3 separate regions of the Mus musculus genome follow, and regions 1 and 2 are each linked to region 3. Evidence: chromatin loops called from intact Hi-C (ENCODE). Cell type or tissue: left cerebral cortex. All regions are shown on one strand.

The links. Hi-C counts contacts between places; a loop is a spot of excess contacts. Peaks named below come from ENCODE experiments on the same cell type or tissue, not always from the same donor. Only the 100,000 strongest peaks of a DNase experiment are listed, where the experiment ranks them.
Region 1: it touches region 3 in a loop (8-fold over the local background); 17 of 42 quality-filtered maps call a loop at or near these places.
Region 2: a loop joins it to region 3, with 2.1 times the contacts of the local background. A loop is called at or near these places in 7 of 42 quality-filtered maps.

What each region holds. Positions count from the first base shown.
Region 1 is chr1:44,225,518-44,233,517 of GRCm38, forward strand. No RefSeq gene overlaps it. Among named protein-coding and RNA genes, the nearest start is that of Mettl21e, 11 kb to the left of the region's middle. In left cerebral cortex, a CTCF peak has its summit at 3,713 (motif pointing right); DNase peaks (open chromatin) are centred at 3,730 and 5,383.
Region 2 is chr1:45,623,393-45,631,392 of GRCm38, forward strand. No RefSeq gene overlaps it. Among named protein-coding and RNA genes, the nearest start is that of Gm23216, 58 kb to the right of the region's middle. In left cerebral cortex, a CTCF peak has its summit at 4,669 (motif pointing left); a DNase peak (open chromatin) is centred at 4,660.
Region 3 is chr1:45,763,238-45,771,237 of GRCm38, forward strand. It overlaps Gm51621 (a long non-coding RNA gene), which reads right to left and starts at 1,869. Exons shown (of 2, transcript XR_003947815.1): 1 at 1,713-1,869. It also overlaps the pseudogene Gm8307. In left cerebral cortex, CTCF peaks have their summits at 3,128 (motif pointing left) and 7,015 (motif pointing left); DNase peaks (open chromatin) are centred at 2,749, 3,114 and 4,585.

The DNA.
Region 1 (8,000 bases), 1.5 Mb before region 3:
TTATTAATTTGGACACTCTGTGCCCTCTGGTTAGTCTGGCTAAGCGTTTATCTATCTTATTGATTTTCTCAAAGAAACAGCTCCTTGTTTTGTTGATTCTTTGTATAGTTCTTTTTGTTTCTACTTGGTTGATATCAGCCCTGAGTTTGAATATTTCCTGTTGTCTACTCCTCTTGAGTGTATTTGCTTCTTTTTCTCCTAGAGCTTTCAGGTGTACTATTAAGCTGCTAGTGTATGCTCTCTCCAGTTTCTTGTTGGAGGCACTCAGAGCTATGAGTTTTCCTCTGAGCACTGCTTTCATTGAGTCCCATAAGTTTGGGTATATTGTGCCTTCATTTTCATTAAATTCTGATGTCTTTAATTTCTCTCTTTATTTCTTCCTTGACCAAGTTATCATTGAGTAGGGCGTTGTTCAGCTTTCATGTGCATGTGGACTTTCTGTTGTTTTTGTTTCTATTGAAGACCAGCCTTAGTCCATTGTGATATGATAGGATGCATGAGATTATTTTAATCTTCTTGTATCTATTGAGGCCTGTTTTGTGACCAATTCTATAGTCAGTTTTGAAGAAGGTACCATGAGGTGCTGAGAAGAAGGTATATTCTTTTGTTTGAGGATGAAATGTTCTATAGATATCTGTTAAATCCATTTGGTCCATCACTTCTGTTAGTTTCACTATGTCTTTGTTTAGTTTGTGTTTCCATGATTTGTCCATTGATAAGAGTGGGGTGTTGAAGTCTCCCACTATTATTGTGTGTGATGCAATGTGTGCTTTGAGCTCTAGTAAAGTTTCTTTTATGAATGTGGGTGTCCTTGCATTTGGAGCATAAATGTTCAGAATTGAGCGTTCATCATGGTAGATGTTTCCTTTGACCAATATGAAGTGTGCTTCCTTATCTTTTTTGATAAATTTTGGTTGAAAGTTGATTTTATTAGATATTAGAATGGCTACTCCTGCTTATTTCTTGGGACCATTTCCTTGGAAAATTGATTTTAAGTCCTTTACTCTGAGGTAGTGTTTGTCTTTCACACTGAGGTGCAATTCCTGTATGCAGCAAAATGTTGGGTCCTGTTTATGCATCCAGTCTGTTAGTCTATGTCTTTTTATTGGAGAATGGAGTCCATTAATGGTAAGAGATATAAAGCAGTAGTGATTGTTGCTTCCTGTTATTTTTTGATGTTATTTTTATGTTTGTGTGACTTTTTTTGAGTTTTTAAGAAGAAGTTTACTTTCTTGCTTTTTCTAGGCTGTAGTTTCCTTCCTTGTGTTGGCATTTTCCATTTATTATCCTGTGCAGAGCTGGATTTGTGGAAAGATTGTGTAAATTTGGTTTTGTCATGGAATATTTTCCTTTCTCCATCTATGGCAATTGTGAGTTTTGCTGGGTATACTAGCCTGTGCTTGCAATGTTGTTCTCTTAGAGTCTGTATGACATCTGCCCAGGATGTTGTAGCTTTCATAGTCTCTGATGAACAATCTGGTGTAATTCTCATAGGTCCGTCTTTATATGTTACTTGACATTTTCCCCTTAATGCTTTTAATATTCTTTCTTTGTTTTGTGCATTTGGTGTTTTGATTATTATGTGTTGGGAGGAATTTTTTTTTTTCTGATCTAATCTACTTGGAGTTCCGTTGACTTTTTTTTTTTTTTTTTTTTTTTTTTTTAATCTTCATTGGCATTTCTTTCTTTAGGTTAGGGAAGTTTTCTTCTATACTTTAGTTGGAGATATTTACTGGTCTTTTAAGATGGGAATCTTCACTCTCTTCTGTACTTATTATCTTTAGATTTGGTCTTCTCATTGTGTCCTGGATTTCCTGGATGTTTTGAATTAGGAGCTTCTTGCATTTTTAATTTTCTTTGACTGGTGTGTTAATGTTTTCTATGTTATCGTCTGCACCTGAGATTCTCTCTTCTAGCTCTTGTATTCTGTTGGTGTTGCTTGCTCTATGACTCCTGATCTCTTCTAGGCTTTCTATTTCCAGGGTTGTCTCCCTTTGTGATTTCTTTATTGTTTCTATTTTTATTTTTAGATTTTGGATGGTTTTGCTCAATTCCTTCATCTGTTTGGTTGTGTTTTCCTATAATTCTTTAAGGGAGTGTTGCCTTTTTAAGGGCTTCTAGCTGTTTATCTGTATTCTCCTGTATTTCTTTAAGGGCATTATTTATGTCCTTCTTAAAGTCCTCTATCTTCATTAAGAGATGTGATTTTAAATCCAAATCTTGTTTTTCCAGTGTGTTGGGGTGTCTAGGGCTTGCTGTTTTGGGAGAACTGGATTCTGATGATGACAAGTAGCCTTGGTTTCTGTTGCTTATGTTCTTGCCCTTGGCTTTCACCATCTGGTTATCTCAGTTGTTCGATGGTTTTGCTGTCTCAGACTGTGGCTTGTCTCTCCAGCAATCCTGTGTGTCAGTACTCCTGGGAGACCAGTTCTTTCTGGGAGGAATTTGGGTATGGAGACCTGTGGCACAAGGTCAGCTCAGGAGTGCATATGGAAACTGGAAGGGTCCTGTCCCTGGCTATTCCTTGGTTCCTGTGTCCTTATGGCTCTGGACATGTCCCTCTTGGGTCAGGAATTTGAAGAGAAGTGGTGGTCTTACTTGTGCTCACAAGTGTGTCGGCACTCCTGGGAGACCAGCTCTCTCCAGAAGATATTTGGGTATGGAGTGCTGTGGCACAGGATCAGTTCCAGGTGCTGTGGAACAGGATTAGATCCCTCTGCAGACAGAAACTGGAAGGATCCTGTTCCAGGCTGGTCCTTGGTTCCTGTGTCCTGATGGCCAGGAAATATAAGTTTTATCACATGCCTCTAACATGTCAAACTTTGCAGAATAAAGTTGGGCAAGTAAGCATTGCCTTTAAGATCTTTCAATATGATGAACAAGAAGAGTTCCTCTTTTTAAACCTTGCAATTAGCTAGCGTACAGAATGTGACAAGCACTATCAGAGGGACTGGTACTCTTTGTGCCTTTCATTGAGTAAAAAGGAGCTGTCGTGCAGTTGCCATTATATTCAATCAGTCTTTAAACAGTCATTTCATGTACAGATGGCCAGAGAAAGCTTCAACAACTGCCAACTGAAGTCATAAATAGCTTTTCCAGTTGGCATGGTGGCACATACCTTTAACTCCAGCACTAAGGAAGTAAAGGCAGGCAGCTCTCTGAGTTTAAGGTAAGTCTAGTGTACAGAATGAGTTCCTGGATGGCCTCAGCTACACAAAATGTAAAGCAAAGCATAAAAGAAAATTAGCCTTTCCTTTGAGACAAAGTTACCTCCTTCAAATTACTATTTTTAAAAGACACAAACAACCTCAAAACCTCAGCCTTCTTTCAATTCTCACCAGCAGTTCCAGATTCTGAACTAAAATATAACGCCCGGGAGGTTGGTTCCAATCTCTTCCATAAAGTGACATCATAAATAATCACGTTCACTCATTGCTTACACCCTGAAAGGTTTGGAAGTGTTCAAATGACAAATAACTTGCTGATCATTTTTCCCTAAATCTAGTATGACTAAGATAAATTTCACTTTTAAGATTATAACCTAGTCCAGCTAGCCTAGTCCAGACTTTAAGTTATAAGAAAACAGGGAACAATTTTATTATTTATAAAAAGAAAATATAATTAAATGTACTTTAAAAAGTGGGCTTTTATGATTTTGACTAGGGAGGGGAGACTACAGTGCGGAGGACAAGAATCAAGCAGTTTTTAGTATCCCCACCAGATGGCACCATGAAACTGAGTTGGTGATAGAGTTAGTCTGGATGTGAGAGGTACAGCAAATAATTTTCAGGCTTGCCCAGATTTCATTTTTCTCTTGCTGTATTTCTCAAATATTTACCAAGCAGTGTGATTGTCCCAATCCCTCCTTTCTTTCTCTACCTGGTGGTGGCGGTGGGGGTGTGTGTAGTATGCATGCCTATTTTCTTGAATGTGTTTCACCTTGTATTTTGGGAAGGTGTCTCTTATTAAACCTAGAACTTGACATCATGACTAGATTGGCTGGCCAGTGAGCTATAGGACTCACCTATTTCTATCTGCTCAGCACTAGAGTTATAGGCATGCACCATCACTCCTGAGTTGTCTTGGGTGTTGGAGATCCAAGCTCAGGTCCTCATGCTTGTTCAGGAAGGACTTTATTCAGTGATGCATCTCCCCACCCTTATGATGAATCTTAAAATTTAAATTAATATTTTTAACTGGTACATGAAACCATAAATATACTAATCAGATACCATATTAGGTTAGATATTGTATATGTTGTATCACACTCAAATGGGATATGAGGTTAGATGTGTGTGTGTGTGTGTGTGTGTGTGTGCGTGCATGGGGACTGAACCTAGAATCCCAGGCATTAATTATTCCATTCGTTTACATCTCAAATGATATCCACTTTCCAGGTACCCCTCCACCCCCCACCCCAATCCCATGATATCCCACTTCCCGGTTACCCCTCTGCTATTCCCTCATCTCAATCTGCTGTTTCCCCTCACCTTTGCCTGTATGAGGGTGATCTCCCACCCACCCCCATTCTCCCACCTCACTGTTCCAGCATCCTCCTACTCTGGGGCATCAAACCTCCCCGGGACCAAGGGCCTCCCCTCCCTTTGCTGTTGGGCAAGGCCATCATCTGCTACATATGTATCTGGAGCTGTGGATCCCTCCAGGTACGCTCCTTGTTTGGTGGTCTAGACTTTGGGAGAATTGGGTAGTCAGGCCAGCCTATGTTGTTCTTCTAATGGGGTTGCAATCCCCCTCTGCTACTCCAGTCTTTCTGCCAATTCCCCCACCACGTTCCATGAATTCAGTCTGATGGTTGGCTCCAAGCATCTGCATCTGCAATTGGTCAGTTGCTGGCCGGACCTCCCCAGAACTGCCATACTTGGTTCCTGTCCATGAGCACCTCTTGATCATGGCAACAGTGTTGGGTTTGGTGTCTGCAGACATGATCTATCCTCAGATGGGACCATTCCTGGTTGGCCCTTTAGTCTCTGTTCCATTTTTTGTTCCTGTTCTTCTTTTGGACAGGAACATTTCTGGGTTAAAAAACATTGAGATGGGTGGGTGGCCTCATCCCTTGACCAGGTGCTATGCCTATCTTCTGGAGGTGGTCTCCATAGGTTCTATCTCCCCCTTTTCTGTGCATTACAGCTAAAGTCAATCCTGTTGGGTCCTGGGGGCCTCATGTTTCTCTGGTGTCTGGGACCCTGCAGTGGCTATCCCCAGTTCTTCAACCTCCCTGCTACCTATTTTTGCTGGATTTCCTGACCCTCTGTATCCCTCTCATATCTCCTCCAGTTTCTGATACTGCCACCCTTATTTCCTCCTCCTTCTTTCTCCCTCCCTTGTCCTCTTCTCCTTCCACCTCCCACAATCTCCTGTTCTCCCCTCAATGCAGGTCTGAAACACCCACCCCCTGGTCTTCCTTCTTCCTACTCTCCATATGGTCTGTAGGTTGTATCATTCTTCTCCTTCGTTAAATTTTCCAGAGGTACAAAGAGGAACAAGCCAGTAAAATCATTTCTGATTTTCTCAATAAATTGTAGAAAATTTGGTACACCTAGTTACCTACTTCATTTTCAATTACAATTGATGGATCAAGATAATCAAAGGCATTAGCTTCTTTAAGTTTAAAATATAGTTTCCACTATGAACCTTCTATATCCACCAAGCTCTCAGGAGGATCTGGAGTGGTTTCAGTAGTTGAAGGTGCTGGTGAATTAGAAGGCAAATTATTACTCCGACTCCAAATACTTAAAACATTTATCCTATACTTCTGCAACTGTAGAACTACTCCTGGTAACAACTTCTGCATTAGTCAGGGTTCTCTAGAGTCACAGAATGTATGAAATGTCTCTCTATATTGAGGGAATTTATAATGATGACTTACAGTTTTGTAGCCCAACTCCCTAACAATGGTCAGATGCCAATTGGAAGTTCAAGAATCTAGTAGTTGCTAAGTCTCACAAGGCTAGTTGTTTCAGCTGGTCTTCTGTAGAAGTAAATTCCAACAGATATGCTGGTAACTAAATGCAAGCAGGTGAAGAAGAGCAAATCTTCCTTCCTTTTCCTTTGTTTTTTGTTTTATTAGATATTTTCTTTATTTACATTTCAAATGTTATCCCCTTTCCTGGTTTCCCCTCCATAAACCCTCTATTCTTTCCCTTCTTGCCCTGCTCACCAACCCACCCACTCCTGCTTCCTGGCCCTGGAGTTCTCCTATACTGGGGTATAGAGCCTTCACAGGACCAAGGACCTCTCCTCCCATTGATGACCTCTGCTACATAATACAGTTGGAGGCATGAGCTGCACCATGTGTACTCTTTGGGTGGTGGTTTAGTCTCTGGGAGCTCTGGGGGTACTGGCTAGTTATTGGGGACCCTGTGCTCAGTCCAAAGGTTGGCTATGAGCATCCACCTCTGTATTTGTCAGGCACTGGTAGAGCCTCTCAGGAGACAGCTATAACAGGCTTCTGTCAGCAAGCTCTTGTTGGCATCTACAATAGTGTCTGGATTTGGTGACTGTATATGGGATGGATCCCCAGGTGGGACAGTCTCTGAATGGTCATTCCTTCAGTCTCTACCCCACACTTTGTCTCTGTAACTCCTTCCATGGGTATTTTGTTCTCCTTCTAAAAAGGACTGAAGTATCTACACTTTGGTTTTCCTTCTTCTTGTGTTTCATGTGGTTTGTGAATTGTATCTTGGGTATTCTGAGCTTCTGGGCTTATATCCACTTATCAGTGAGTACATACTATGTGTGTAGTTTTGTGATTGGGTTACCTCACTCATGATGATATTTTATAGTTCTATCCATTTGCCTAAGAATTTCATGAATTCACTGTTTTTAATAGCTACATAGTACTCCATTGTGTAAATTTTCTGTATCCATTACTCTGTTGAGGGACATCTGGGTTCTTTCCAGCTTCTGGCTATTATAAATAATAAGGTTGCTATGAACATAATAGAGCATGTATCCTTATTACATGTTGGAACATCTTCTGGGTGTATTCCCAGGAGTGGTATTGCTGGGTCCTCAGGTAGTACTATGTACAGTTTTCTGAGGAACTGCCAAACTGATTTCCAGAGAGGATGTGTCAGCTTGCAATCCCACTAGCAATGGAGGAGTGTTCCTCTTTCTCCACATCCTTGCCAGCATCTGCTGTCACCTGAATTTTTGATCTTAGCCATTTTGACTGGTATGAGGTGGAATCTCAGGGCTGCATTTGATTTGCATTTCCCTGATGACTAAGGATGTTGAACATTTCTTTTGTTTCTTCTCAGCCATTTGGTATTCCTCAGTTGAGAATTTTCTGTTTAGCTCTGTTCCCCATTTTTAAATAGGGTTATTTGGTTCTCTGAAGTCTAACTTCTTGAGTTCTTTGTATATATTGGATATTAGCCCTCTATCGGACATAGAATTGGTAAAGATCTTTCCCCAATCTGTTGGTTGCTGATTTGTCCTATTGACAGTGTCATTTGCATTACAGAAGCTTTGCAATGTTATGAGGTCCCATTTGTCAATTCTTGATTTTAGAGCATAAGCTATTGCTGTTCAGTTCAGGAAAATTTCTTCTGTGTCCATGTGCTCGAGGCTCTTTCCCACTTTCTTTTCTATTAGTATCATTGTATCTCGTTTTATCAGACCAATTTCCCTTATGAATATCGATGCAAAAATACTCAATAAAAATTTCAGAAACCAAATCCAAGAACACATCAAAATGATCATTCATCATGATTAAGTAGGCTTCATCCCAGGGATCCAGGGATGGTTCAACATATGGAAATCCATTAATGTAATCCACATTATAAATAAACTCAAAGAAAAAAACATATGAACATTTCATTAGATGCTGAGAAAGCATTTGACAAAATAAAACACCCCTTCATAATAAAAGTCTTGGAAAGATCAGGAATTCAAGGCCCATACCTAAACATAGTAAAAGCAATAAATAGCAGACCAGAAGCCAACATAAATCTAAATGGAGAGAAGGTGGAAGTAAT
Region 2 (8,000 bases), 140 kb before region 3:
ATTGATGATTGTAGATATCTGAAGGTTGGATTCTATAGCTGCTCCTTCTGCAATCAGACAGCTCTGAGTCTAACTCCCACTGTATCTGTTCCATTAGATGACTCTTCATTTTTCCCATCTGGTTTTCTGGTTTTCTGGTTTTAGAAGAGAGGTAATAGTTTAAATCACTTCTTGGTTTTATTGTTTCATGTAGATGAGACACTGTGCAGAAATCATTTCACACAGGATCTCAAGGAAAATGATAGCAATATTTTTGTCCTTTCATTTTTAAATGTTATTATGCAAGGGAGTTTGTAAAGACAAGTCTATGCATGCACATTATTCATTTTCAAAATGTTCACTCCTTCTATTCCTCTTCCTCACCCCCTTTTCTTTCCTATTTCTGCATCCCTAATTATATATCTTCTTCATTTTCTGTTTCTTATTTTCCTAGATTCTACACAGTCTTTGTAGGACTGATGGTATATAATGGTCTCCAGTTAATTTCTGTGAACTCTGTCTTCATTTTTATTCATTGTTGTTATTAACCAAATACTTCTGGTTCTACTCCTTTTTGTTACAGGTATGTGGTAAGGTTCACATTCTGGCTTTATTTATTTATTTATTTATTTAGAAGGGAATGTAGGAAATGTGACTCATTCTGTCTACAGGATTATGAGACAAAGTGATACATGTTAATTCTAGGATGGTCCTCTCTATTGCCTTGAAAGAGTCAAGTTTAAGGAGATGGCTAGACACTCTGTCAGTGTCTGTCCTTGAGTAGAATCAGTGAGCAAGACTCTGATGTGAATAGTGATCATGGTGTAAGTCTTTAATATAAGGCCAGAAATGGCTCACTAGCTAAGAGTATTTATCCTGAAAACATGAGGCTAGAGTTCAAATCCCCAGAGCCCATGAAAAACAAAAACAAAAACAAAACAAAAACTAAAACAAAAAACAAAACAAAACAAAAAAACAGTTATGTCTGTGCATATCTATAACCCCAGCAGCTTTGGGAAGGTGGAAACAAGTGGATCCCAAGAGCTCACTGTAGCTGCAGTGGTGTGCTTCACTTTCAATGAGAAATCCTTTCTCAAGGCACTCAATGCAAGGAATAAGAGAAGGTACCCAACATTGTGCTCTAGCATCTATATTTACTCATAGATGCATACCTGCACACTCAAATCTATGTATCACACACACATATAACACAACACCACACAAACACACACACACACACATAACGAGGCAAACCCAGCTGGAGAGATGGATCACTAATTAAGAGCATGGTCTTAATCACTCTTCTTGCAGAGAACCCAAGTTCAGTTCCCAGCACCCATGTCAGGAGGCTCCCAACTGACTGTGCTCCAGCTCTAGGAAGATTTGATGCTTCTGGCCTCTGCAAACATCTGCATTCATGTGCAGACTCACAGACGCCCACAAGCATACACAGAAAGGCACACACATATGTACAATTAAAATAAAAATAGACCTGAAATATTTTTATTCAAAAAGAAACTATTTTAATTCCTATGCCACTAAGGTGTGAAAAGTATAATCTATTCAAGAGTATCTGACATCCTTGGTTTTCATATTAAGAGCAAAGCTCTGATACCATATAATTAAAATGAATATGACATGTTGAGACAATTCTATTAATAGAATATCAAAATTTTAAAAATCCTCTTAAGAATGCTCAGGGCCCCCAATGGAGGAGCTAGAGAAAGTACTCAAGGAGCTAAAGGGGTCTGCAACCCTATAGGTGGAACAACAATATGACCTAACCATTACCTCCAGAGCTCATGTCTCTAGCTGCATTTGTAGCAGAAGATGGCCTAGTCGGCCATCATTGGGAAGAGAGACCCCTTGGTCTTGCAAACTTTATATGTCCCAGTACAGGGGAATGCCAGGGCCAAGAAGTGGGAGTGGGTGGGTAGGGGAGCGGAAGGAGGGGGGAGGGTATATGGGGACTTTTGGGATAGCATTTGAAATGTAAATGAAGAAAATACCTAATAAAAAATTGGAAAAAAATGCTCAATACATAGTGAGAAACTACCTGCTTCAGTCAAAAATATCATTATTCTAGTACTACAAAACATATTTTTATATAACAATATTTTCCATGCTACTAGTTTTCTCTACCCAAATATCTTATTAAATATAATTTGACATGTAGAGTTTTTTTCAAAGCATAGTAAGTTATCACTTGTAGGACCAGTAAAGACCTTTAATTCTCTTTGTTTAATTCCCCAGCCTTTTGTTTCTAAGGCAACAAACAATAGTCAGCTCTTAAAAGCCTAAAGAGCAAGGTAAGTTATGCTAGGATAACACAAACTTCCTATGGTCTTATTTAAGAAGGAATGTATTTTTCTGTCAATTGTTGTTCATCATTGTAAGCATCTGTCTGCTTAGATAGGCTGCACGATGCGCAAATGTCCTATTCCCCAAAGCCTGGGGGGAGGGGGGAAGTTAGCTCTACTTTACCTAACAAAGTCCTTAAAAACTCTTTCCAGCTTGTAATTTCAGAGTCTGTCCCTCAATAGAAAGCTAAGACAAACGGAACCATCTATAGGGCTTCCCTCTACTCCCATACTCTTTCATTTGATGCTCAAAACAAAAAATATCATGTGATAGACAAGTCAGAAAACACTATAATTTTTTTAGAGAGAAAACTTGAACTTGAGCTGAAATAACTGATTTTCAGGAGGTCACATACCGCAACAACTGCCACAGCGGAACTGCCAAGATCCTGAGTCATTTATTCCATGTCTCCCCACAAAGCACTCTGCTGCTGATCAAGAACGTGTCTGAGACATAGCTTCTGGGTTACGGGTAAAGTGGAATGCTAAAGTGAAGGGAGCAGAGATTTTAGATGTGTGTCAACAAGGAGATGACTTTTATCAGTTGTTTCTTTTTTTTTAATAATTTCTCAGTCCTCTATAGCATTTACACATATTTCTCATGTGAACGTGAGAATCTCCATGAAGTAAACGAGTGATCAGCTCATTAGTGTATGCTCCACCTCCTTTCGTTGTCTCAGGGAACACACTTGAAGCCTCCTCAATCGTAATGTCCCATTTGTCTTGTATTTCTGACACTACCCTATCTGATAGGGCAGTACTTGTTTTGAATGAAGTACCTAGATACTTTGGGTGTCTAAAGGTGCTTCCACAGAAACAAATGGTAACAAATAAAGGAATGGATACAAAAGAAAACAGTAGACTGCATGGGCTTGCCTTCACAGTAAGCAAATTGTAGCTGAGTAACTTGTATTCTAACTGCCCAATTTTCTGAAGGTATTTCTGCCAGATACTAGATCACCAGGGCTTCATTTTAAAAGCCCAAACAACACATTCAAATTTGAAACTATAGATCTCATTTATTTCCAGTTCTTCAGCTGGCAAATATGTAAAGCACTCAAGTAGTAAAGATGAAGAAATAACTTAGAGTGGATGGAAAATGTTAGGAAAGCACAGGCTAGACAATTCTATGAGTCACTTCTGAGATAGCTAATGGAATAGAGATTCCAGTCCACTCATTAAAGTGTGGGTTGAAACGTTGCTTTATTTTTCAAGAATTTCCATGGGAGGCACTTGGAGAGAAAAACAGGAGGTAGTCATACTAAACTGCAGCCAGGAAAGGACCTTTGAGAGCAGTGAGATACTGGCACAAACAAGATACTCCACAGCACAGATAGAGTTCCAGGATTCAGCGATTTTAGAAGGCTTTATGGCACTCATTCAACAGTAAAATGCAGTCTGCAAAAACTTACTTTAAGTGAATAAATGTTTCTTATAAGTAACTTTGTATTTTCTTCCAAGTTCAAAAATAAAACACAGAGATTGTTTAAAATTTAAAATATTAGAAATGTTTTATTTCTTGCAAAGAAAAAAATTATTCTAAAACACAAAATAGTTTTAGACTTACAATTTTCTTTGTAAGAATTATTAGCTATTATGTCTAAAAATGAACACAGACAAGATAAACTTTTAAAAGAATGTTTACCTATCAGATATTAAGTTAGGATAATACCAAGATACCTATATTTGTTTCGTGGGAAAACATGTCTTATACTCTCTAAGCAATCTTCTCCAGTTAGACAAGTGTGAACTTCATTTGACAAGGACACATGGTACAAAGAAGACCATACAAATCCTGGTACTTTCATACACTGAAGTTGCAAACCCTCTAGAAAGACAAGAAAAGAAAAACATCTGATGCTGGAGATTATGGGATAGATATATACACACATACAAGCAATCCACATTGAAGTTCAGTCATACATGTATAGAACCTGCAGAAATGCAGAAAGCATTCTGTTAGACCTTCATAGTTGTCAAATTGGCATCTTTTACTCATCTCACTGCAAACTGTTTGAAATTGTGGGGATTGTTGGGTCACTTTATTTCAAAAAATATTTTCCTTCAGCTTTGTAAATTAACAACAAATTCACTAACTTCAGTTTTGCTATTTGGATTTTAAACTTACTCACCTAAGAATTTCTCAAATACTTTGAGGACTGTGAACATAGGGATATATTTCACCCTTTATGAATCCAAACTATTTAATAATTTCCAACTTTGGGTATCACATGCCCCAAGAGAACTCTGGGAACTTCAACAAAATCCAAGAACATCTTTGTGGAGAGAAAGATCAGAAAGGAAAGGTTGCCCCCTGCTGTTTATGAAGTGACAAGTGCCCAGCGGGACTTGACCTGGATACATGAGTCATGAACATACAGAAAGAGGCTGAGTGCTTCCCTTCCGTGCTTTCAGTGCAGCATGTGGTAACATACTGATGACCAGAAGTACATGACCAAATTATTCCAGATAATTCCAGCTTTTGTCTTTCTCTGCACATAACAAAGAGTGAACTTGACTGTCTTCCATTTGATCTTGAAAACATCTGAAGGTAAAGAGTGATGTGTGCTCATAAATAAAATTGTGAAATAATTAAAGAGTACTGTGTAGTCTATTTGTTTACCAGTGATGACTGCCTAGAGAAAGAGCAAAAGGGACCATCTGAAGAAGTTCCTCAGTACTTCTGCGTTTTGCCCAAAAGAGAAATCAGTGATAAAATGACATTCAACTTTGTGAGAAGACCAGAACTTAGAGCTTTTAAATGACCTAATATTGGTTTCATATAACTCTGAAAAGTTCATATAACTCAAAAAATATTTTACAAGAATTGGTAAGCAACTTCTATGCACTCCTATTGATTCAGAGTACAGATATGATTAAGACTCTGGATTTAGATGAGCCACTTCAAATCCCACCAGCATGAGTAGCTGTATGGTCTCAGACTATTTGCTCAGTTTTATGCCTGCTCTTCCTTATCCACAAAATTTGAATATCATTTGCAGCTACCCCATTAGACTGAATAGAATTCAATGTAGAGATAATGACATGAGATTTAAATATAAATATTACACATTTTATTTCTTTAGAACTCACTGCAATGACCTTTGCAGAACAAAATTTTCATAGTAAAATAATTAAAATACTCAGTAACAGTCAAGAGATAAATATCTGGGGCTGGAGAATTGGCTTTCAGAGTAAGAGCACTTGCCGCTCAACCAGTGGACAGGGGATCTATTTCCAGCTCCTCATGGCAGTTCAGAACCATCTGTAACTCCAGTTCCATTGTATCTCACGACCTCTCCTTGCCTTGATGAGAACTACACACATGTGGTGCAAAGACATACATCCAGGCAAAGCACACATACATAGAAATTAAAAATGAGATACTCTTCTCATAGTAGAAAAAAAGATCTAAACATCTCTGTGTAGGAGGCAACATTTTCTATTCATTTGCACCTGAATGGCTACTTTATTCAGAAAAAAATTCTTAGTGAGATATAGTTGTATAAATAACATCTCATGTAGACTCATATCCGACATTTAAAGTGCAATCCTCTTAGTCATTAGTTAGATGTTCCTGAAGAGTGTTTAAGACTACAGTGGCTAAGATTAATTTTTCTTTTTTGTACTGTCAAGAATAGATCCTCAGGGGTCACTTGGCCTTGAGAGGAACAACAGACTTCTCTAGCCCTCGTTTTACTAGTTGTCCATCAAAGTGAGAATTGGTCAAAAGCCTTGAATAGCCTCACTGTATCTTCTCTTAAAAGTGTAGAACTCTCTCCTCTGCATTGGCTTCTCACTGTTAGAGAACATTTTAAGAGATGAGCCAGTCTCCGGGGACCTTATTGACCTTAAAGGACAAGAGGAAAAATATTCTCTTTCAATCTCTCTCACCACATTAGAATAGTCTCCATGTATGCTTATTAAATACCTAGAAGATAAGTCATACCAATCTGGATCTTTTAACTAATATTAGTCCCATTCTTTTGCATAATATTTCAATAACAAGACATTTCTTTTTTTAAATATTTTTTATTATTACGTATTTTCCTCAATTACATTTAGAATGCTATGCCAAAAGTCCCCCATACCCTCCCCCCCACTTCCCTATCCACCCATTCCCATTTTTTTTTTTGGCCCTGGCATTCCCCTGTACTGGGGCATATAAAGTTTGCATGTCCAATGGGCCTCTCTTTCCAGAGATGGCCAACTAGGCCATCTTTTGATACATATGCAGCTAGAGTCAAGAGCTCTGGGGTACTGGTTAGTTCATAATGTTGTTGCACCTACAGGGTTGCAGATCTCTTTAGCTCCTTGGATACTTTCTCTAGCTCCTCCTTTGGGGGCCCTGTGCTCCATCCAATAGCTGACTGTGAGAATCCACATATGTGTTTGCTAGGCCCCGGCCTAGTCTCACAAGAGACAGCTATATCTGGGTCCTTTCAGCCAATGCTTGCTAGTGTATGCAATGGTGTGATTGTTTGGAGGCTAATTGTGGGATAGATCCCTGAATATGGCAGTCCATCCTTTTGTCTCAGCTCCAAACTTTGTCTCTGTAACTCCTTCCATGGGTGATTGTTTCCAATTCTAAGAAGGGACAGAGTGTCCACACTTTGGTCTTCGTTCTTCTTCAGTTTCATGTGTTTTGCAAATTGTATCTTATATCTTGCTATACTAAGTTTCTGGGCTAATATCCACTTATCAATGAGTACATATTATTTGAGTTCTTTTGTGATTGTGTTACCTCACTCAGGATGATGCTCTCCAGGTCCATCCATTTGCCTAGGAATTTCATAAATTCATTCTTTTTAATAGCTGAGTAGTACTCCATTGTGTAAATGTACCACATTTTCTGTATCCATTCCTCTGTTGAGGGGCATCTGGGTTCTTTCCAGCTTCTGGCTATTATAAATAAGGCTGCTATGAACATAGTGGAGCGTGTGTCCTTCTTACTGGTTGGAACATCTTCTGGATATATGCCCAGGATAGGTATTCCGGGATCCTCCTGTAGTACTATGTTCAATTTTCTGAGGAACCACCAGACTGATTTCCAGAGTGGTTGTACAAGCTTGCAATCCCACCAACAATGGAGGAGTGTTCCTCTTTCCCCACATCCTCGCCAGCATCTGCTGTGACTTTATACTTCTTTTTTTTTTTTTCCATTTTTTATTAGGTATTTAACTCATTTACATTTCCAATGCTATACCAAAAGTCCCCCATATCCACCCACCCCCACTCCCCTGCCCACCCACTCCCCCTTTTTGGCCCTGGTATTCCCCTGTACTGGGGCATATAAAGTTTGCAAGTCCAATGGGCCTCTCTTTCCAGTGATGGCCGACTAGGCCATCTTTTGATATATATGCAGCTAGAGTCAAGAGCTCCGGGGTACTGGTTAGCTCATAATGTTGTTCCACCTATAGGGTTGCAGATCCCTTTAGCTCCTTGGCTACTTTCTCTAGCTCCTCCATTGGGAGCCCTATGATCCATCCATTAGCTGACTGTGAGCATCCACTTCTGTGTTTGCTGGGCCCCGGCATAGTCTCACAAGAGACAGCTACATCTGCGTCCTTTCAATAAAATCTTGCTAGTGTATGCAATGGTGTCAGCGTTTGGATGCTGATTATGGGGTGGATCCCTGGCTATGGCAGTCTCTACATGGTC
Region 3 (8,000 bases):
AATTTTGAAATTGTTTTCTATCCCAAGCCATGGTTTATGGAAACTTTGAAAAGGCAAGCATGCATAAAGCACATTTGTATTATAATTATAATTCAGGCAGAAAAAGCAAAACCTAAATCAAGTTTGGTGTCAGGCACTAAATAAAAGTGAGCAAACAAAGAGTTCTTTTCCTAACTTAGAAGCAGATACATAAAATAAGAATGAGTTTCTAACGCTTTTTAGAGATGTCCAGAAAGAGTCCCAACAATAACTTGCTTCTCTTTCAGGCATTCAAGACTCAAAGATACCTGATTTGAGACTGAAATAAATACAAAACAAGCAATACAAAACCCAAGTTTGAATTGGGTTTCAAAAATTTATTTTTGAACATTGTAAATTTGGTTTTACTTTGCAAGGAACATTCTGTCTGGGTACTCGAGGTGTTCCTTGGTTGTGGGTAATATACCTACCATGCACTCATCAAACTAGACACTGAGAAATGCCAAGTGGTCCTTTCCCCTCTAGTACAGCACTATTTCTGGGTACTGCAACATTCTTTACTAAAATTTAGCTTCCGAATTAAGAAGCTATAGGTGAACTTGAATGATTAATTATAAATGAATGGGTTTTTTTCAATGTTTATATAACAAAGCAGTCAGTTCTCAACCTTTGGGATAAGATCAAGTCTATAACAACACAAAACTTGTGTTAATACACATGATAGTGTCTAAATTTTTAATCTCCTCATATATTTTATTATATGCAATTAGAAAGTAACACATTATTGATACAGATATTTAAATTTTCATTATGGAAAGTTCTACATAATTATCTAGTAATAACATAAATCAATATACTTTAAAGTTCTAATTCTTTGTTTTTAATTCAAGAAAGTTTTATTTTCCTATTTCTAGTTTTTTTCAGCATGACTGTTGGCCTCATCTGCTTTTCAGCTCTCATCATGTCATCTCCATGGAGCCTTGGGAAAGCTTTAGGAACCCATATCAGAGCTTGATCTGTGCTCCATAAGCTATTGCACATTTTATTTGTCTACCAGGAAACTATTCTGCCTTCATTTGCCAGGGCAGCTCCCCTCTCTTTAAATCCCCAAACCACAGCATCAAGTGCTTCTTAGTACCTCAGAAAGAATACTGCTTCTTTCCTGTCAGAGATTTTAATTATGGTTTATTTCTATGTGTTTCATCACTGTACCATTCAATGCTCTTTATGAACAAGAATCTTCTATCCAACCAAGGTGTCAGCCCTAAACATACATACATCTGAACAAAGCTAAATGGACTCATATATTCGTCACACACACACACACACACACACACACACAGAGAGAGAGAGAGAGAGAGAGAGAGAGAGAGAGAGAGAGGAAGAGAGAGACTCATTCATTAGTCACAGAGAGAGAGAGGCACACATATATACATGCACACATGCACATATGCATACACGCATACAAGCATGCATGCAATGTTAGAGGGAATGGGGGACTTATGGGAGTCTGAGGGGGTGCAAGGAGCATGGAAATAACACAAATACAATACTCATGTAGGACAGTCTCAAAAAATACGAAAATTTTTAAAAGAGTGAAAACCTTTAATTACTCCTCCCCTCATACTAAAAATTGACCCTGGGACTTCCCATTTATAGACAAACACCCTACCACTGAGTATCTTTATTTTGAGACAGTTTCATTACATTGCCCAAATAGGTTTTGAACTCACATTGTTGGCAGCCTCAGTATCCCAAGAAGCTCCTATCGGCATAATCCATGATGTCCACATATCAACAAATATCTCTGAAAAGTGAAAGGAAAGGAGGGAAACTGGAATAAGAGGAGGAAACTGAGAGAAAAGAAGATAGTTGGCTCAGATCTGCCATCCCAGCTCCTCGGAGATAGGCAAATCATAAAGCTGAAAGATCACAAGTTGTAGGCCTACCTGGGCACCAGAGCTGGTTATGATGAGCCTAGATAACTTAGTGAGACCTTATGTCAGAATAAAAGTAAAGAGAGGGCTAATGCAATAGCTCAGTGGTAAAGTTCTTGCCGAGCACACATGCGGCCTTTCCAGTACTGCAAGATAATAGTTCTAGTTAATTTACTTTGGGGGGCAAATTACTAGAAGCATAAATCATCACAAGATTAGAAATGTGTTTATGTTGATCATCAACCAAATTGGAAGATACTTAAAATACACATAACGTTATTGGTCTTTAATATTTGCAAATGGGAGCAATTAAGAAGTCGTGTACATATTGTACAAACACCTATTCCCATTAACCTTGCAAAATAGGAACCAGAACTATTACCTAAGTGATAAGATCAGAACAATCTAGGTTGTGTTTTAGTAAAACTTGCATTACTGAGCTTCCTAAATAATAATAATAGACAAAGCTGTAAGTTTATAGAGATGGAAAGAAAAACATGCTGGTGCTAAGGAAATTTCAAACAGATTCCAAGACTTATTTGGGGCAACTGTTTCCCAGGAATGAATTGCTTCACAATAACGAGGTCAAACACACTGGATGGTTCTCTAGAGGCCTCTTCTATTCAAAAGGGCTTTCAAAATAAAGTGGGAATGGAGGAAGAGACTAGGGGATGATGCTTTCATGAGCCAAATGCATTCTCAGAGCAGAAACATCTGTTTCGGTTTACATAGTTGAAGTATGACATTGCACATGGAAATTAAACCCAGGCACCATGCCGAAAACGCAGCCTGTCTGCAAAAAAGCTACATGCCCTATCTCCAGCTGGGGTTTGTAGAGATTCACCTCCTACAGAGCATAATATCCTGTGAGCCACCAGTGACCCCCACTCTCAAAATCTAAATGTCACAAAACACCATCCTACCTCTCAGGAAACTCTTATAGTAGACAGAGAGAAAGGCCAAGAAGGAGAAGGATTTGGTTACGATATGGAAACATTATAGAACTTAAGATACTTTTCTCTAGAAAGGGAATTAAAAAGCCAAAGATATAATATCCTTACTTCGAACTAAGAAATGCCAACTCTATTTCATTTTACCAAGTTTCTTCATTAATTAGGTAAACATAATAACTTTTCTGCTTGATAATAGGCTCATTTCTAGTAGCTACGCAAATATTCGAACATAATGATGTGCCTCTGCTGCCCCCATGTGGTCGTCTTGTATCTCTACAGCTGTAGTTCAAGAATTTAAGCAGTGGTTTGATTTTGTTTCCGAAGCCATTTTCTTCGCCTCAGATTTCAGATGTGAAAAAACGATTAAGGACTTGTAATTTAGACTCTATTCACAGATAGTTTGCATACTAAGGAAAACAGTCAGTAGTAGTGAACAGCACATGGAGAACTTATTTTCTGGGGTCAAAACATGAGGAAACCAAGTATTAATGTGTTCAAGGGTTACAGGAAAACTGGATGACAATGAGCTCATTAAAAGTACTTACATGTTGTGAGCAGAAACTAAGAAGGTTCGAGAAAACACAGAAAAGAACTGGCAAGCCGCATACCTACTGAGGCAAGGCTATGACTGGCAAACGGAAGGGAGTTGTGTAGGTTGCAGAATAAAGGTAGACATCTCCAACCCGCATAGAAATTTATTAAATCAAGAGAAAGAAAAGGGATTACAAAGGTAAATCAAGAGGGTTTATAGCTGACTTTTACTAAACTGATTACCCTAGTCACAGGAACTCGACATGCATTTGCTTAATGGTCGACCTACTCCCTTGGTCACATAAGTATCTATGAATTTATATGAAAATAATCTATCTCCAAAACTGAAGATGTTCTAGTAGGTCATGGTCTCTAATCCTTCACCCTTACTAGGCAATTTAAACCTACAGAACCCTGAAATCAAAGCAAAGCAGCCAGTGAACACCACATCTCCAGAAGAGGGGGCAGGGGAGGCTTACCCAGATGAGAAACCTTCTCTTGGTATTTTACTGGGGTGCTCTGTTCTGACAAGGTGTGCTCGAGAGTGAAAACTTCACAGAAAAAAAAAACACAGCCTCACACACAGTTTCAACAGTCTACTATAATCATCTTGGAAATACAGGGTTATACAAGGACTGAAGACCTGGGACTCCTGTGACACAAATGAGGCTCAGGAGCAAACATGAAACTCCAAAATTTGATCTACTTGCTCAAAAGGTGCTTGATAATTTTAATAGAAAGTTTAATGTGGACTTGATTTTACTAGATGCTATTTTTTTTTAAATGGAGTGCCAGAGCACCACAAGGAATAAAGAATCCGCAGAATGAAGCTCAAATAACAACGTCTCAATCCTCGCTCTTGTGAAACAACGGGAGACATTTACATAGCCCTCAAGAGAAAATAGCAACCCTAAAAAAGCACGGAAAAAGGTCACACTGTAATTGGACGAGTTTTCCTAATGGTAACGTGGTAAGCACATATGTTATTAATTGTGACAAAAGCAGGGCCTCCGGTTGCTAGTCAGAGGGCACTGAGTCCTCCTACTTCCAGACTGCTTCCTGCCAGCAGTCCTTAAAGATCCCTCAGAGCCTGCACAAGTCCAAACCAGGCAAAACCCCAGCATGGAGACCTGGAAGTGGACACAAGTCCCACTCCCTAAGCAAGGAGCATTGCAATTGACAGTTTCTGGCAAAGGGGAACTCTGTTTTCTCCAACTGAGTGTTGCTGGATAGGCAACCACACTCCAGGGCAGGCGCCATGCCCAGAAGTAATTGGCCAACACTCCATGGTTTTGTTTTAAAGTTTTGTTTTAGGTTTTTGGTTTTTGGTTTTTGGTTTTGTGGAGGGTAGGGGTGTTTCTTGTTTCACTTTTTTGGTTTGGGTTTGGTTTGGTTTGGTTTGGGTTTTTTGGATTTTTGGTTTGGTTGGTTGGTTGGTTTGGTTTCTTGTTATCTGACTCACTCTTTTTTGATTTTCTTTTTATTTGTTTGCTTTTTGGAAATCTTGTGCAGGAAAAAAGCATGGAGCTGGGTAGGTAAGGAGAATCTGAAGACAGTTTGGAGAAAGGAAAAATATCAAAATAATTTTTTAAATGTTAAAATGCAGTACTTTGGTACAGGCTCGGCGAGATGGAGACGATGAGAGACGCAGCGTGAGAAGCCAGAGCAGCTCCAAACCTCATTGAGACCGGCCGCCAAAGCCCTCCACACCCACTGTATATTTTTGGCTATTTCAGCCCTGATGAATTCAGAGTTTTTGTTGTTGTTTTGGTTTGGTTTGGTTTTTTTGTGATCCCTGCTCTTCAGGTGAGCTCCCCCCTCCATACAGTGGGACTCTGTATAGCATACAGGCTGAAGATGAACTGCCAGATGCGTTCGGCTCATGAATAAGTTTATTAATATGCCCCTACCGCCCGAGCCCCGCCAAGCTGTCGGGGATAAAATAACTCCACCCAGGAGCTGCCTTTGAACCCACATACATTTACAGACAGTCATCAAGTCGAGCCTACCTGAAAAGGGCCGACCGGAGGACGCCAAGGAGTACCTAGGTTTCATCCTCAGTGGACTCCATGAGGAGATGCTGAGCCCGACTAAACTCCTCTCACCCACGCATGAGTAGCACTCTGTTTCCAATTGGCCTGGGAGCCACTTGATAGAGGAGCTGGAAGACACCAGTGTGGTCAGTGAGGACGATTGCAAGCAAGTGGGTCCCAAGAACAAGATGTCTGTCGCCTGACAGGCGGCGGATTTCGTCCAGACACACCTATCACTGGCATTTTCAGTGTACACCCAGCAGAGTTCCAAGGAGTCCGCCACTCTGTAGTCATTTTTCTCGCTGCAGTTGGATATCCTATCTGACAAGATATGCACAGTTCAGGATGGGTTGGAAGGTTTAGTGGCAAGAGAGTCTATCCAAGGTTACACCACCAAAACCGAGCAGGAGATTAAAGTCAGCCGCAGAGTGATTCTAGAGAAGCTTCCCCCAGTCCTCCCTCGTGCTCCACCTAAAGTGCTTCGTCGGTGAGAACACAGGCAGATGCCAGAAGCTGGTCAGGAACGTTGACGACACTGTGGACTTGGAGATCAGCAGAGAACGGCTTTCTCCAGGCTTCAAAAATAAACATTTTAAATGCCACAGAACGTAGAGGCTGTTCACAGTGGTTTCATGGTGCCAGCGCTACAATCGGCCACTACATTACGGACATCTTCCAGATTGGGCTTAATGGCTGGCTGTGAATTGATGACCAAACGGTCAAGGTTATTAATCAGTACCAGTTGGTGAAGTAGACTGCTGACTTCTGGCTTGCACAGCCTACCTCCTGCATTACCGCCATGTGGACCTGCTGTAACCGTGCCCGTGTGTCTGTGTGTGCCTGCTTCCTACAACTGCCAACTCACTCACTACCCACCTCTCTAGTGGCTCTGTAGAGAGACTCTCCCTCTGCGCCAATGGGCTTGGGAGATTCCTGGGGGTCTGCGCAGCGCAACTCAGTGAGCTGCCACTTCTGAAGAACTGCTGGTTCCTGGGCGGAGGCGGCGGTTTACACTGTGTCCCAGGCTAGTCGCATAGTAGAATAAGTCCCGCACCAACAGCTCTTGCAAATTTGTGAAAATGAATTTTATCTTTCCTTTAGAAAATATTTTTTAAATTCATCACACTTTCCTCCTTTACCCTTCAGTTTTTGATAAATGACAAAAATGAGCCAGTTATCAGATGAGGTAGTTCTTACTTCAAAAAGAAATAAATACAAGAAATATATTGCAGGTTCCTAACAGGAAATGCATTTTAACGATTGTGAGAGGGAAACCCGCTGACGTAGACACCGCGGGTCAGACTCAGGCTACAGAAGTGGGTAATTGTAACTTCGTTACCATGAAAAGATTTCAAATCTCATTCATGCTGTGTACACATGAACAGTGGGCAAAATGATGGACTGACACTTCCCAGTGTCTGCTGTGTAATCTCCTGCCACGCCTCTCTGATGCCCTGTCCCTCAGGTACACAGAATAGGATTCCTAGGAGTATAAAGTTGTCACTCTTCAATAAAGGTCACAAAGTTGGTTTAAAAAAAAAAAAAAAGTAATACTTTTCTTTATATAGTTCTTTGCCCCCTAGTGGCCAGCTGCTTAGCAATAAATAAATAAATAAAAATGCAGAACTCAAGTTATCCTCCTGCCTCAGCCTCCCACATGACATTTATATAGAGAACTTGGGCCCTCAAGAATTGTTATATATATAGAAGATCCTAGAATTATGCCCAATGAAGACACAGAGACAACTGCAATCACTTCGCATGAATAAGGCCCACTGAGGGAGTCTTCCTCTCTGGTTACATGTAACTTCACCTAAGAAATAGAATGCTCACACCCAGTATTTATTAAAAAGTTACTGTGGCTTTCAGGCTCAGCTCCTGTATCCTACTCTTAAGTGTGCAAATCTGGTGAGTTCCAGGCTTCAGAAACCCTCTACAGTTTCTTGGGATTTGTTTGAGACATTGTCACCTCTGAGATATTGTCTGCGTGTCTGAGATTTGAAAGTTATAAATTTAGTTTGATTTGATTGCTCATCCCATCAGCCTTATCTAACAGGGGTTCGGGGAGGTACTCTCCTAAAGAGCTCTAGAGGTCTTTTGTCCAGGGCTCACATAGAGTACATACTCAGGTATGGAGAAGATAACACAAGTCTATAATACAAGAATTGCAGCTTCCTCATTAGGTATTTGTGTGACAAAATGCAGGATTTGCTTTCACAGCTTCATGCAATGGGCACTCTGTACCTCATGCAGGGACACCCCAGCCACACACCTGACCTCAGCCGCTTTCCTTATTTTCAGGGGAAGATTCCATAATCCCTTTCTTATAACCTTGACTTTGAAGCCAGGACCACGTGGCAGGTGCTGCTATGTTCTACGGCTTGAACTTGGCCCTTCATTCCAGTACACTTTATCGGGTGTCTGTGTTTGATGGCTTCCTTCACTGCTTGAGCTTCTCTTTATTTCTTTTCATAAACTGGAAGCTTACTTGGGGTGGGGCGTGCGGGGGTCTTGCCCTGAGGTCACCACTCCCTTTATCCCATTTAGCACTATGGTTTTCTTTAACA